Linked DNA regions of Homo sapiens: regions 1, 3 and 4 are each linked to region 2. A link is a contact called in ENCODE Hi-C or POLR2A ChIA-PET data. All regions are on one chromosome and are shown on one strand. Each heading gives the region's core, a stretch centred on a gene start or an enhancer-like site at or near the end of the contact. The rest is flanking DNA. Distances are from core to core; before and after follow the strand shown. Region 1 has its middle 34 kb from the start of ID3. Region 2 holds the start of CNR2 (cannabinoid receptor 2). Region 3 overlaps LOC124903876 (a long non-coding RNA gene). Region 4 has its middle 7.6 kb from the start of MDS2.

Evidence for each region. Hi-C counts contacts between places; a loop is a spot of excess contacts on that map. ChIA-PET counts read pairs that join two places held with the same protein, here RNA polymerase II (POLR2A). Pooled maps may share reads with other maps.
Region 1: a loop to region 2 is called in a map with no recorded cell type, with 2.0 times the contacts of the local background. The contact joins the enhancer-like site here to the promoter of CNR2 in region 2. A Hi-C loop is called at or near these places in 2 of 37 single-sample maps with no recorded cell type and 2 of 50 pooled maps. POLR2A ChIA-PET finds 5 or more read pairs at or near these places in 1 of 52 experiments (OCI-LY7).
Region 3: a loop to region 2 is called in a map with no recorded cell type, with 10 times the contacts of the local background. The contact joins the enhancer-like site here to the promoter of CNR2 in region 2. A Hi-C loop is called at or near these places in 2 of 37 single-sample maps with no recorded cell type and 2 of 50 pooled maps. POLR2A ChIA-PET finds 5 or more read pairs at or near these places in 3 of 52 experiments (GM12878, OCI-LY7 and activated CD4-positive, alpha-beta T cell).
Region 4: a loop to region 2 is called in a pooled map, with 4 times the contacts of the local background. The contact joins the enhancer-like site here to the promoter of CNR2 in region 2. A Hi-C loop is called at or near these places in 1 of 37 single-sample maps with no recorded cell type and 2 of 50 pooled maps. POLR2A ChIA-PET finds 5 or more read pairs at or near these places in 2 of 52 experiments (GM12878 and OCI-LY7).

Annotation. Positions count from the first base shown.
Region 1 is chr1:23,591,537-23,594,533 of GRCh38, reverse strand. No RefSeq gene overlaps it. Among named protein-coding and RNA genes, the nearest start is that of ID3, 34 kb to the right of the region's middle. RefSeq lists enhancers at 292-1,062, 1,063-1,834, 1,558-1,837, 1,091-2,290. Within about 2 kb of position 1,478, at least 12 of the 41 ENCODE cell types and tissues checked have a DNase peak (open chromatin) inside an H3K27ac peak, as active enhancers do; they include OCI-LY7, where a contact is called at or near this core.
Region 2 is chr1:23,911,790-23,914,796 of GRCh38, reverse strand. CNR2 (cannabinoid receptor 2) reads left to right here and starts at 1,435. Exons shown (of 2, transcript NM_001841.3): 1 at 1,435-1,551. RefSeq lists enhancers at 1,109-1,623, 2,397-2,566.
Region 3 is chr1:23,572,847-23,576,059 of GRCh38, reverse strand. It overlaps LOC124903876 (a long non-coding RNA gene), which reads right to left. Exons shown (of 3, transcript XR_007065537.1): 3 at 2,360-3,213. Among named protein-coding and RNA genes, the nearest start is that of ID3, 15 kb to the right of the region's middle. RefSeq lists an enhancer at 1,214-1,303. Within about 2 kb of position 1,706, at least 5 of the 41 ENCODE cell types and tissues checked have a DNase peak (open chromatin) inside an H3K27ac peak, as active enhancers do; they include GM12878 and OCI-LY7, where a contact is called at or near this core.
Region 4 is chr1:23,618,147-23,621,318 of GRCh38, reverse strand. No RefSeq gene overlaps it. Among named protein-coding and RNA genes, the nearest start is that of MDS2, 7.6 kb to the left of the region's middle. RefSeq lists a silencer at 1,531-1,800 and enhancers at 1,306-1,806, 1,807-2,307. Within about 2 kb of position 1,723, at least 9 of the 41 ENCODE cell types and tissues checked have a DNase peak (open chromatin) inside an H3K27ac peak, as active enhancers do; they include OCI-LY7, where a contact is called at or near this core.

The DNA.
Region 1 (2,997 bases), core at 229-2,728, 320 kb after region 2:
TTTAATCCTCACCACGGCCTCTACAGTCACCATTTCTGTTTCATAAATAAACTGAGGCTCAGAGAGGGTGTGTGATTTGTCCAAGGTCACACAGTAAAGTAAAAATAGGTCCAGGATTCAAGTTCATACCTTCCTGTCTCAGAAGCCTCTACTTACTATTGTCCTGACCCAAGGGGAGCTCACCATCCAGAGAGGGGCAAATATGGCAATACATACTTGCAACAAAATGTGATCAATGTTATTATAGATATAGTCTCAGGCACAGTAGACAGTTTCCTGAGGTTGCCCCACTTACACCTCACAACAGTCCTTAATATAAAGTACACATTGTTATCCCCATTTCACTGATGAGCAAACTGAGGCTCAGAGAGGCAAATTCCCCTATCCGGGGTCATATAAACCCTGTCTATCTCTCTGTCTGTCTGTCTGTCTGCAGAGCTCATAGTCTGTTCTCATGAACAAATCCTGCTCCTCTAAAGTCCTGAACAAACATTGCTTCATTCAGTCAACGTGCATTTCTTGCATCCCTATTATGTGCCAAGCCCTGTCTTAGATATTCTTGGAGGTAGAGATGAATAGAACATGGCCTCTGCCCCCACCTCCAGCCAGCAAAGAGGTAGATTGGGGGACCTTGGGTCTCTACCCTGTGTCCTCTATGTGACACTGATGGAGGACCCTTGGGCACTGGCCCAGCCTTCCCCCTTCAAAATGCCCATGGGAAAGGCCGAGGGAGGGAGGCTGAGACAGCTTCAGGCCCCCGGGGCTGCCTTGTCCTCTCAGCCTGGCTCTGACTCACCACCCACACCTGGCAGTGGCCTCAGGCAGCTACGCTGGAAATAGATGGGGAGGGAGGGGACGTGACACCTGCACTCTTGGCTGCCATTCCCACCCTCCCTGCCAGGAAGCAGGGAAACATCAGCTAACAGAGCCCACCTGAAACTGCTGGGCTTGGGAATGCTCCTGGGAGTTGAAGCCCCCAGCCGACTGGAAAGGCTATCCCAAGAGCCATGAGGATTACAATAAAAATCACGATGATGTCTCGCTTTTCACAGTGCTTGGTGGTTCTTGAGCACTTGTTCTATGCCAGGCCCTGGTCCAAGTAAGTGCTTTGCATGTCTTAATTATCTTGCTGAAGTCTCACGGCTCCTCAGGAAGTTATACTGTGATTAAGCCCATTTTACAGATGAGAAACTTGAGATTCAGAGAAGCCAAATAACTTGCCTAAGGCCATGTATTAGGCAACGTGCGCCCATCCCAAGCTTCTCACCCAATCCCAGCTCACATGGCTCATTCCAGTTCACAGGTGTTAGCTGTGTTCCCATCTGCCCTGCCCAATCACCTTCCCTCTTTGACAAGGCAAGCTCACCCTTCTTACAACTCTGGGAAGCAGAAATCAAACTATTACCCTTCTCTTTCCTCCCTACCTATCTCAACCCCACCCAGCCTTCAGCCCAAGTCTGATCATGTTGCCTCCCTGTCTAAAACCTCTCCACTGCCCTTAAGGTAGTGTATTCAGCTGGGCATGGTGGCTCATGCCTGTAATTTCAGCACTCTGGGAGACTGAGGTGGGAGCATCACTTGAGGCCAGGAGTTGGATACCAGCCTAGATAACATAGTGAGGCCCCCATCTCTATAAAAATAATAAAATGATTAAAAAGATAAAATATATTCAGAGCCCTTCAAGAACTGGGCCCTGTCACTTTTCCAGCCTCATCACTCACCAGTCTCTGCCTGGGCAAGTCAGGACACCTCCCAGTCCTTGTTTTTCTGGTGGGGACGATGACACTTCCTCACAGTGAGGAGGATGGAGGGGGCAGATGTATGTGAAGTTCTTAGCAGGGCACTCACCATCTGTTTGGTGTTCAGTAAACCTTCATGTCCTGCTACTAGCTCTGAGCCAGAGGCTGGGGCAGAGTTAGTGATGTGTGAAACAGTCTATTCTCAGCCAGGCTGGGATCAAGGGCTTCATGGTGGGCCGGCCAAGAGCTATCAGTGTTACTGGAATTCATTATTTCAAGAAATGCTGAAAAGCTTCAGAGCAGCAGTAACAAACTAGAAAAAAAAAAAAGGCAAAGGAAACAAACTTTCACAACAGGCTTTTAAAAAAAATCTTTACCACAATGTAGAAGGTAGATATACCCACTCTACAGAAAGGAAAACTGAGGTCAAAAGGGTGACAATAGACGAAAGGTGTCAGGGACAAGGCCGGATCTGGAACCAGCTGTCAGGCTCCAAAGCCCATGTTCCTTCCTCTCCTGCACCCAGCCTCCCCAAGCCTGGAGGGTGGAAAGTGTTTGCTTAGGAGAGGAGGTACTAGTATATTGGGGAACGGGGGAAGAGGAGGATGAAGAGCTTGAATGGGGGCCCAGAGACAGGAACACAAGGCAGATGTGGGTGCAAGGGAGTGGAGATCAATAGCTGGGGTGAGGTCATCTATGACAAACAGAGATGCCTGGATTTGATCCTCTGAGACCTTTGAGCCCAAATCCTTCCTCCCCCTCCACTCCCCTTTCCAGATGGGGAAACCGAGGACCTGTGCCTTGCCCAGGCCTCCATAATGCCGAGGACAGTGAATGGCTGGAGGAGGCCTGAGGGACGAAAGGAGGAGGTCCCGGGTGGGCAGCAGCTGCCACCTCTCTCTGCCCGCCCTATGCCTCTCAGAACAGTGCCCCCACCCCCAGGCTTGGCCTGGTCGCCTGACTTACAGGTGGGAGTGACTCAGGCTGGGGGCCTGCCCTGGTAGCGCTGGCCCCTGGGCCACAACCGAGCTCTGGGCCTCTCAGCTGTGATGTCAGCGGGCTCTTCCTTCCTCCCGCATCTGCTTGAAAAGGTCACCTATTTTAAACTCTTTCTCACCCCACCCTGCCCTTCCCCCAAAAGAGGACGAGTTTTTCTAACCTGTGTCAACAGCTCAGTTCAATATCCAAACATCTGTCCCTCCTGGTGCCCATCACCAGCCCTCCACCATCAGAAAGCCGCAGCCCTGTCAGGCTCTTC
Region 2 (3,007 bases), core at 186-2,685:
TTTGACTCACATAGCATTTTTTAAAGGTGTGACTTTGGGCTTTACATTCTAAAATTGGCAACTGGCTGAGCATGGTGGCTCATGCCTGTAATCCCAACACTTTTGGAGACTGAGGCGGGAGGATTTGCTTGAGCCCAGGAGTTCAAAACCAAGCTAGGCAACATAGTGAGACCCCCATCTATACAAAAAAATTAAAAAAAAAAAATAGCCAGGTGTGGTGGCACATGCCTGTTCTGCCGGCTACCTGGAAGGCTGAGATGGGAGGATCACTGGAACCCAGGAATTTGAGGCTGCAGTGAACTATGATCGTGCCGCTGTACTCCAGCCTGGGCAACAGAGCGAGACCCTGCCTCAAAAAATTAAAATAAAATAAAATAAAGTAAAATAAAATAAACAGGAAGTGGCTGGGCGTGGTGACTCACCCTGTAATCCTAGCACTTTAGGAGGCCAAGGTGGGTGGATCACTTGAGGTCAGGAGTTCAAGACCAGCATGGTCAACATGGCAAAACCCTGTCTCTACTAAAACTACAAATTAGCTGGAGGTGGTTGTGTGCACCTGTAGTCCCAGCTACTCAGGAGGCTGAGGCAGGAGAGTTGCTTGAACCCAGGAGGCAGAGGTTGCAGTGAACCGAGATTGCGCCATTGCACTCCAGCCTGGGCAATAGAGCGAGACTTGGTCTCAAAACAAAAACAAACAAACAAAAAACAAAACACACACACACACACACACACAGGAAGCTATCACATAAGTCAAGATTTCTGGTATCTCTTGAAAAATACAGCACAACTTCCAAATGCTTGGAATATCTGACAATTTGCCTATACTCCCAAGCAGAAAAGCTTGGCTGGAACTAAGAGGTACCTGCCCCTCTCTACTGGCCCAGATCAGGGTCTGGGGTGTGGGGCAGATACCTCTCAGCTGGGCCAGTAGAGAGGGTCAGGTACCTCTCAGCTCCAGCCAAGCTTTTCCACTTGGGTCCTGTGTTCCCCCTATTACCCACAGTCCCTACCACTCCCTATTGCCCCACACCAGGATCCATCACCCATTATGTTAATCTGCCTGTAGGCATTTGCATTTCAAAGCTCTGGCCTAGTGGTGAAGAGGCATTGGAATGGCATGTCCTTTTAGGTGATCTACTGTAATGTTGGTGCATTATCCCCATTTTACAGATAAAGAAACTTGCCTTTGGGGAAGTTAAGTGAATCAACATTTTAACGAGGCTGTATTAGAACCCAAGTCCCTTGACTCCAGGGTCTAGGCCCATGCCCCACCCTGGCCAGAGTTCGTTGTAAGAGATAACTCAACCGCAGGGGCAAGAGCATTGTGGCACCAGGGACCTGGAGGGGAAGTGGTAACAGGCACGGAAGGCCAGACCTCCTCACACTCACTCATCTGTGAGAAAGTACAAAAGCAAGAGAAAGCTGGCTTGGGGTGGCACTCAACAGGTGCTCTGAGTGGCACCCACGGCCAGGTCCTGGGAGAGGACAGAAAACAACTGGGACTCCTCAGCCCCCGGCAGCTCCCAGTGCCCAGCCACCCACAACACAACCGTGAGTAGCTTTTTTTGTTGTTTATTTTAGGCTTCTTCCTCATTCCCCAACACCTGTATTCTTTTTTGTTTGTTTGTTTGTTTTTGAGACGGAGTTTTGCTCTGTTGACCAGGCTAAAGTACAGTGGCACAATCTCGGCTCAGTGCAGCCTCACAGGTTCAAGCGATTCTCCTGCCTCAGCCTCCCGTGTAGTTGGGATTACAGGTGTGCACTACTGCGTCTGGCTAATTTTTGTATTTTTAGTAGAGACAGGGTTTCACCATGTTGGCCAGGCTGGTCTCGAACTCCCGACTTCAGGTGATCTGCCCACCTTGGCCTCCCAAAGTGCTGGGATTACAGGCATGAGCCACTGCACCTGGCCAAAACCTGTATTCTTACCTTATCCCTTCCCTCCAGGGACACAAGAAGCCAGGTGGGCCTGTCTGGGGCAGGGGATAGATGTCATTTCAGGACACCTGGGGTTGTGGAGGACCAGTCGCAGGAAAGTTCAGGGCTGGCATCCCCCTCCTAGGACCAAGAATCAGGACTTTGGCTTTCATTTCATTACAGAGACAAGAATCACACACACAGAGATGGCCTTACTGTGTGCCAGGCGCTGCCCTAAGAGCCTTTAGTGGTTGGATTTATTTAATCCTCACAACAGCCGTATGCAGTAGGAGCTATCACTGTTGTCCACTTGATAGGTGGGGGCTAGGTGACCCACCTGAAATCATGCGGGCATTGAATGAGAGCATTGGCTTGAGCCTAGGCACTCCGGCTTCGCGGCCCACCCTTCAGCCACCAGGCTATCCTGCCTTACGAGGTGTGGACTGCAACAGTAGATGGGGGCCAGGAAATGACAGGGGCTGGCAGAGGCCTTTGAGATGACCAGGTGAGTCCTGCGCTCTCATTTTATAGATGGGGAGACCACAAGGTAGTGTTAGGGGCACACTGGACTCAGGAGGCCAGGGGTCTGCTTTGGTGTAAGTTCCACTCAGCGGAGGGAAGAGCAGTATTTTCCAGTGTGCCCTGGGGTCAGCGTCCAGGTCTGAATCCCAGCTCTGCCACTGGTAGCTCGATGGCCTAATGCAAATCACTCCATTTCTTTCCTGCTCAGCTTCCTCTTCTGAGAAACATGGGCCTGAGAAGGTCACTCACAGGCTTGTTGCGAGTCAACTGTCTGATGCGGGCACAGGGCGGGCAGCAGCACAGGGCTCGGGAATGGCTGTGGTGGAGAGTTTGATCTTCACCCCATCTGCTCTTGCTGTGGATCTGAGATGAGGATAAAATGAGGCCTGGCTGCTTTTCCCTGGAATGAGTGGCAAGTAGACACGTTGGCAGCATGAAAACCAGGATGGAGGCTGGGGAGAAGTTCAGGGAGAGCTCAGGAGGTGGAGTCCCAATAATCCTGGCCCCAGCTCTGTAACCACCTTGTGGCTTACCAGAGTGACCCCCTAACCTGCGCTGGGCAGGTGAA
Region 3 (3,213 bases), core at 457-2,956, 340 kb after region 2:
AGGATAAATTAGTTTTTCAGTTGCCTCCCAACAAATAGGCCGAATGCAGGTTATACTGAGAGTGGAAGGTAAACAGAGGCTGACAGCTTAGTGTTCAGAGGCAGGCTTAGGACAGTGCTGGCAGGTGCACAGTTGTCCTCAGCAATCCTAGACCATCAGTCATTCCCCTACCAGCCAGCACCACCTAGAACAGGCCTCAAGTCTGGGCCCTGCCTAGCTTTGCACCCCCTTTCAGAACCTGCTCCTGACCCTCCCCCACCTTCAGCTCTCCTGGTCTTTTTACTCAGTCTGGGGCCTATTCCCTACTTTCCCACTTTGACCTCTAATCCTGTCCTCAGTCAGAGCCCAGATTCCTCCACCAGCTGCTGAGACCTGCCAACTTGCTAAGTGATTGCCCTACTCAATGCTGAAGGCCTGACATATCAGCCCGGCTCTCTCAGCAAGCCCCAGGGCTGTGAAGGAAACTGGGCAGAGGGTGTCACAAGAGTGGAGGGAGAAAAAACCAAAGCAAGGGTCACCCATATCTCTACTCTGCCCAGAACCCGCCTGCTACGCCTATTCATTAGAACATTCATGGCCATTTACCGAGCTCTTTAAGCTATGAGTCTTGCACACTTACAACAGCTCTCACAGCTGTGCCCCACTCCCCCATCCCTGGAGACCTACAAGGGCCCATATTAACTGTATTACTTCTCTATTGCTGCTATAACAAAATGACTACAAACTTAGTCACTTAAAACAACTTAAGTTTATGCTCTCAAACCAACCTGATCTCACTGGGCTAAAATCAGGGTGTTTGCAGGGACTTCCCTTTCGGAGAATCTGGAAGATAATTGATTTCCTTGCCTTTTCCAGCTTCTGGAGGCTGCCAACATTCCTTGGGTTGTGACCCCTTCCTTCATTTTCAAAGCCAGCAACATGGCATCTCTCTGACCCTGTTTTCGTGGTTGCCTCTCTTTCTCTGACTCTTTTCTGCTGCCCTCTCCCACTTTTAAGGACCCTTCTGATTCCATTGGACCCACCTAGATAATCCTGCATAGCAACCTTCATTCCATCTGCAAACTTAATTCCCACTTGCCGTGTAACAGTACATTCACAAATTATAGGGATTAGGACACAGACATCTTTGGAGGTGACTATGATCCTGCCTACCATGTTAACCAACCCAGAGTGGCGGGGACCATACAACCCAGAGAGCTTGTGCTCCTTCTCAAGGGAGCAACTGCTGCTCAGCTCCAGCTGTCATCATCATGCATCAGTATGGGTTCAGTGTGGCTGAGTCTGCCAATATTTCAAGTGAAATCAGAAAATTGGACTTTCAGGTGAAGATTTCCAATTCTGACATCACTGTGCAGACCAAAAAAGAACAAAAAATCTCATAGGCTAGATATAGCCTGAAGCCACCCAGGTGTGACCTCTGGGTCCACCTCTACCACATCAGCTGTGTGAGATGATGAGATTTCTCTGGCATTTACAGGCTCTGCAGGTTCTGGGGGATGGAGAACCAGTCAGGCCTAGAGGCCAGAGAGAATGTGGTCAGGAGCATAGCGGGTACTGAAGGGGGTGCCTCAGGGGAAAGTTCAGAGGGAGAAGGGACTGACCATCTCCCTAAGGGACTAACCATCACCTGCAGGAAGCAGCAGTGCCTCAAAGGGTACAGGAAATCAGGCTGAGGCCGACCTGAAGAAATCAACCAGAGTAAGGTGGGCTTTATGGCTTGTGACCTCAGAACAAATCAAGCACACTCTTTCTACTTTCAAAAAGTATCAGTTCTTCCCCTCCCCACAAAACTAGCAACATTGGCTGACTGTGAGAAGAGGATGGCAGGGGCCGGGGTGAGAAGGAGGCCTTTCACTTTATGCCTCTCGAGCTTTTTGAGTTTTTAACCAGGTGAAAGTATTACCTACTTAAAACATTAAATTCAAAAGCTTTTATTCATTTAAAAATATTTTAAAATACAATCGATTACATTAGAGGTAAAAACACAAAAGTAGTTGTCATGGTGATGCTACTGCACTTCCATGAAGATGGTATGTGTGGTCATATAACAGGATGGTTTAGAAATGGTGAAATCTTCATACATTTGGCTAATTACTCCGGACCCATCGCCTGTCATTCAAACTGATGGCTGCTTTTCCTTATCCTTACATGCCAGCACTTGAATAAACCAGGTTGGTGTCTTTTGGAGTTCTTTTCCATTCTGACTGGCACAAAGCTAAGGCTCTGGAGTCAGTCGGCTTGCCTCTTCCATGCTGTGTGACCTTGAACAACATGCTTAGCCTCTCTGAGCCTGTTTCCTCATCTGTATAATGGCTTCATAGGCTTTTTATGAAGATAAATGAGTTAATGTGTATAAAGCACTTGAAACAGCACAAAATCAGTGCCCATAAATGTTGACACTTATTATTAACTATTTTCATTATTCTTTTAATCTTGTTTATTTTTGAGTGGGGGGATTATTAAAACCATAACTTAAGACATGTAACAAAACATAAGTAACGTAGGTGAACTAAAATGAAGCGAATTTAACCTCTGGTCCCCCAAATCCTTACAAGCGCCCTCTTAACAGGAGTATCATTGTCTATTTCATAGATAGAAAAACTGAAGCTTGGGGAAAGTGAGTGAGTTGCTCTAGGACACTGAGTTTGGAAATAGAAAAGATAGGAGCTTGAACCGCGTTTTCAAGACTCCAGATCCCATGGCTTTCAACTCGAGGCTGTCCTACAGTATGATTATAAAGTAACAGGTGCTCCTTCCTTATTTGGTCCAAAAGAAAAAAAAATTGCAGGGCTCAGAGGGGAACTTGGCTTTTTGATTTGTTCAGTTTGGGGTCAGCCCTTCCTTGCTCCTGGCCCCAGATTCAGTAGATTCCAGGGTGGGGGGGTCAGGTCAGCAGGTCTCTGGCTTATATTCTGGCCTCAGCTTTGGAGCCAAGTTATTCTCTCCCCTGGGAGGGAGTCAGGGTTGGGGAGGGGGTGTCAGAGCCTGGAGACTGCTGTGGATGTCCCTGGCCCAGCTGTGGCCTGAGCTTTCTCACCAGGAGGCTTTCCCAGCATCCCCACTCTTCCCCAGGCCTTCTGCCATCTCTCCCAATTCTCACCATCCAAGAAGTAGTTGTTGCAGCTTGAAAACATGGCTGCTAGCAAACTTGTGGGTTAAATGCCCCAGGAAGATGGAGCGCACTGCCCAAGCAATTTCCAGGAAGCAGGACAG
Region 4 (3,172 bases), core at 474-2,973, 290 kb after region 2:
GATCGCGCCACTGCACTCCAGCCTGGGCGACAGAGTGAGACTCGGTCTCAAAAAAAAAAAAAAAAAAGGCTGTTAGAATCATCCAGGTGAGAGATTATGGAGTCCTGAACTAGGGGACCTGGGGTGCAGAGGGACAGGAAGACTAGGAAGAAGGGGACAGATTCTGGAGCAAAACTGGGGAGATAAAATGGATTGGATTGGAAAGCTGGATGAGGAGCTGAGGAGCAGACCTCACCTGGGACAATATCCAGGTGTGTTGCCCTGAGACAGAGAAACCAGAAGAGGCAGGTGGCAGGGGAGAGTGAGATGATGAGTTTGGAGCTGGTCAAGTTGAGTTGGATGCAGGGGAGTTGCCAAGCAGAGATGTCTAGGAGGTGCTGTGTTTATGAATCAGGGACTCAGGAAGGGCAGAGCTCAGCTTAAAGAAGGTAACTGGGAGTGGGTGAGTTGTCCTGGGAGGATGTAGAGGCTGCGCAGTAGGCCGAGGTGCCCATGACTGCGGAGGCAGGAGGAGGAAGGGCTGCGGGGGCCTGCAAGGGAGCTGCTAGCTAGATAGGAGGAAGACGAAGAAGGGGATCCAAACTTGCCCTGAAGTTGAGGGAGGTGACAGCTTGGAGGAGAAAGGTGAGGTCCACTCCAGAGTCAGGTGTCACAGAAGGGCTGAGAAGAGGTCACTGGATCTAGCCATCAGGGTTGTCCATGCCCTGGGCAGGAACATTTTCCTGGTGTGAGGGGGACTGGACTCTGGAGAAGCTCAACGGTGAAAAGTCTTTCTCAGTGCACCCAGGGTGAATCATGGCCCCTTCCCAGCCGAGGTCCATTCTGCCTGCTTCTTCATCCTGCCCCTCACACTCCATGGATGGTACTCCGTGCCTAGTCCTGGTTGGTCTATACACTCCAGGAGCAATCGCTAGGAATCACGATAAGTGTATTCTCCATTTGAGCCTTGTTTCAGTCAGTCCTGAGAGGTCTGTATTATTTTCACCCCCATTTTACAAATAAGCAGACTGAGGCTCTGCCCCACGTGCCCAAGACTGGGGATAGGTTTCATCCCTAACTTGTGGGTCGCATTTGAGAACAGGAAACCCACATCATCTGAACCTACAACATCCAGACTCGGTGGTTCTCAAACTTCAGCCTGCCTACAAATCACCTGAGATTCCTATGAATTCTGCTCTTGGGCCCCAAACTGCAGGAATTGATCGAGCAGGTGTGAAGCCGTATTTGGAGATGTGTGTTGTTAACCAGCACCCCAGGTGGTTCCCATGCAGGTGACCGAAGTCCACCCTTGAGGAAGCATTAACCCAACCCTGTGCGGCACAGAGGGTATTTCAGGCACTGGATTGGTCTGGACCCCAAGCAACCGGTTTCTGGCGATCAGTTAGGGCTCTGGCTGCAGCTGGGAGCGGATTGGGGCGGAGGGAGGCAGAGGGCGGTAATAAAGAAACAACAGGAAGCTCTGCTTTTATTAGCCCTGGGTAGTAGCAGCTGCAGGTGAGTAATCTGATTTCTGCGGCGTCCTGTTTTCTCCGCTGCCTGGCGGTTCCTCGACACCCACTCACCTGCCGCCAGCCACGGGAGAGAGGGCAGGGGGGAGGGAGGATGGGCGTGGGGCCCCGCCCGCCCAGGTCCCTCGCCCACGCCCACGCGGGCGCACCCGCCGCGCCGACGCCGCCACCGGCTGCGCACCTGCCGCGCTTGCTGCGGGGAAGCCAGGCTCTGCTGTGGCGGCGGCGGCGGCGGCGGCGGCTGGCGGGGAGGAGACGCGGACTCCCACTCGCGGCCCTATCGCTTGCTCCCCGCCTCCCCGCCAGAGCTGCGCCACCAGGCTCTGGGCGCGCTCCCATGATCGGAAGGCTGAGAGCCGTCTCCCAGCTCCACCCTTGACTTCTGAACCTCAGTTGCTGCTTCTGTCAAATGGGAGCACGTCCACCTACCAGTGCTAGACTGGAGAGATCAGGAAAGGGGTGCTAAAGTTACAAACTGTAAAGGGCTGTAGCGATCACCAAGGCATCGGAAGGAAACTGGCCAAGAAAGGCAAGTCTCTTAGCTTTGCTGGGCCTCGGTTTCCTTATCTGTAACATGGGAATGAGTAACCCTTCCTCATAAGCAGATGATGCTCGTGACGTGGATGGAACGCAGAGCAGGACAAGGGCAGTGGCTGCCGTGGGGTCATTATTACTGTTGCTGTTAGCCCAGGCCAGAATCTGCATTCCCTCTTCTTACTTGGATACCCCGGTTTTCCCTGGTTCTCAGCACACGTTTAGGAAATGGGGGGCTTGGATCACAAAAGGATTTTCAGGGTCAGGGGCTTGCCCAAGACTGGGGATTGGCTCCATCCCTAACTCTCTGAACCAAGCTTTCCATCTGTAAAATGGGGTTGACAACAACTTCCCTGAAACCCACAGACATATAAAGACCAATGAGAAACTCAGAAACACCTGGTAAACTGCGAAGTACTACCCACATGCAAAGACTGTAATTATTTCTTCCAGGTGCCTCTTTGCCCTAAAGAGTCAAGGATGAGTCAAGAACCAAATGAGATGAGCCAGGAGGATCCCTGTGAGAAGGGCCGGATGGCATTCCCCTTTACCCATGGAGCTCACTGCAGTGTGCAGCGATGGCCCAAGGGTGGAGAGGAAGGTCAGGCTGGGTCCTGCCCTTGGGGGCTCATGTCCCAGTTAGCCCACGACGCAAAGGCCCAGGTGTGATGGGAGCACAGAAGAGGGGGGAAGCCGACTCTCTGGGCAAGGGGGATCAGGCTGGTACAGGGGGTACTTCCCAGAGGAGTCAGCCTTGACGGGACTCTCTGAAAAATGGTTGTAGCTCAGGTGGGGAGAGGGGCAAGGCACGTGCTGGACAGAGACGGATTCCAGCAGAAAAGTCCAGAGACAAGAAAGGGGGTAGTGTGCTCAGGAAAAGGGCGTGAAACGTGACTGAAATGCAGGATGGGGAGAGGAAATGGATTCAAGATAAAGTCAAATTGGAGCCGGGCATGGTGGTGCACGCCTGTAATCCCAGCTACTTGGGAGGCTGAGGCAGAAGAATCACTTGAACCCCAGAGGCAGAATTTGCAGTGAGCCAAGATCACACCACTGCACTCCAGCCTGGGTGACAGAGTGAGACTCTGTCTCAAAAAAAAAATTTAAAAAAAAAAAAAGATGAAGTCGAA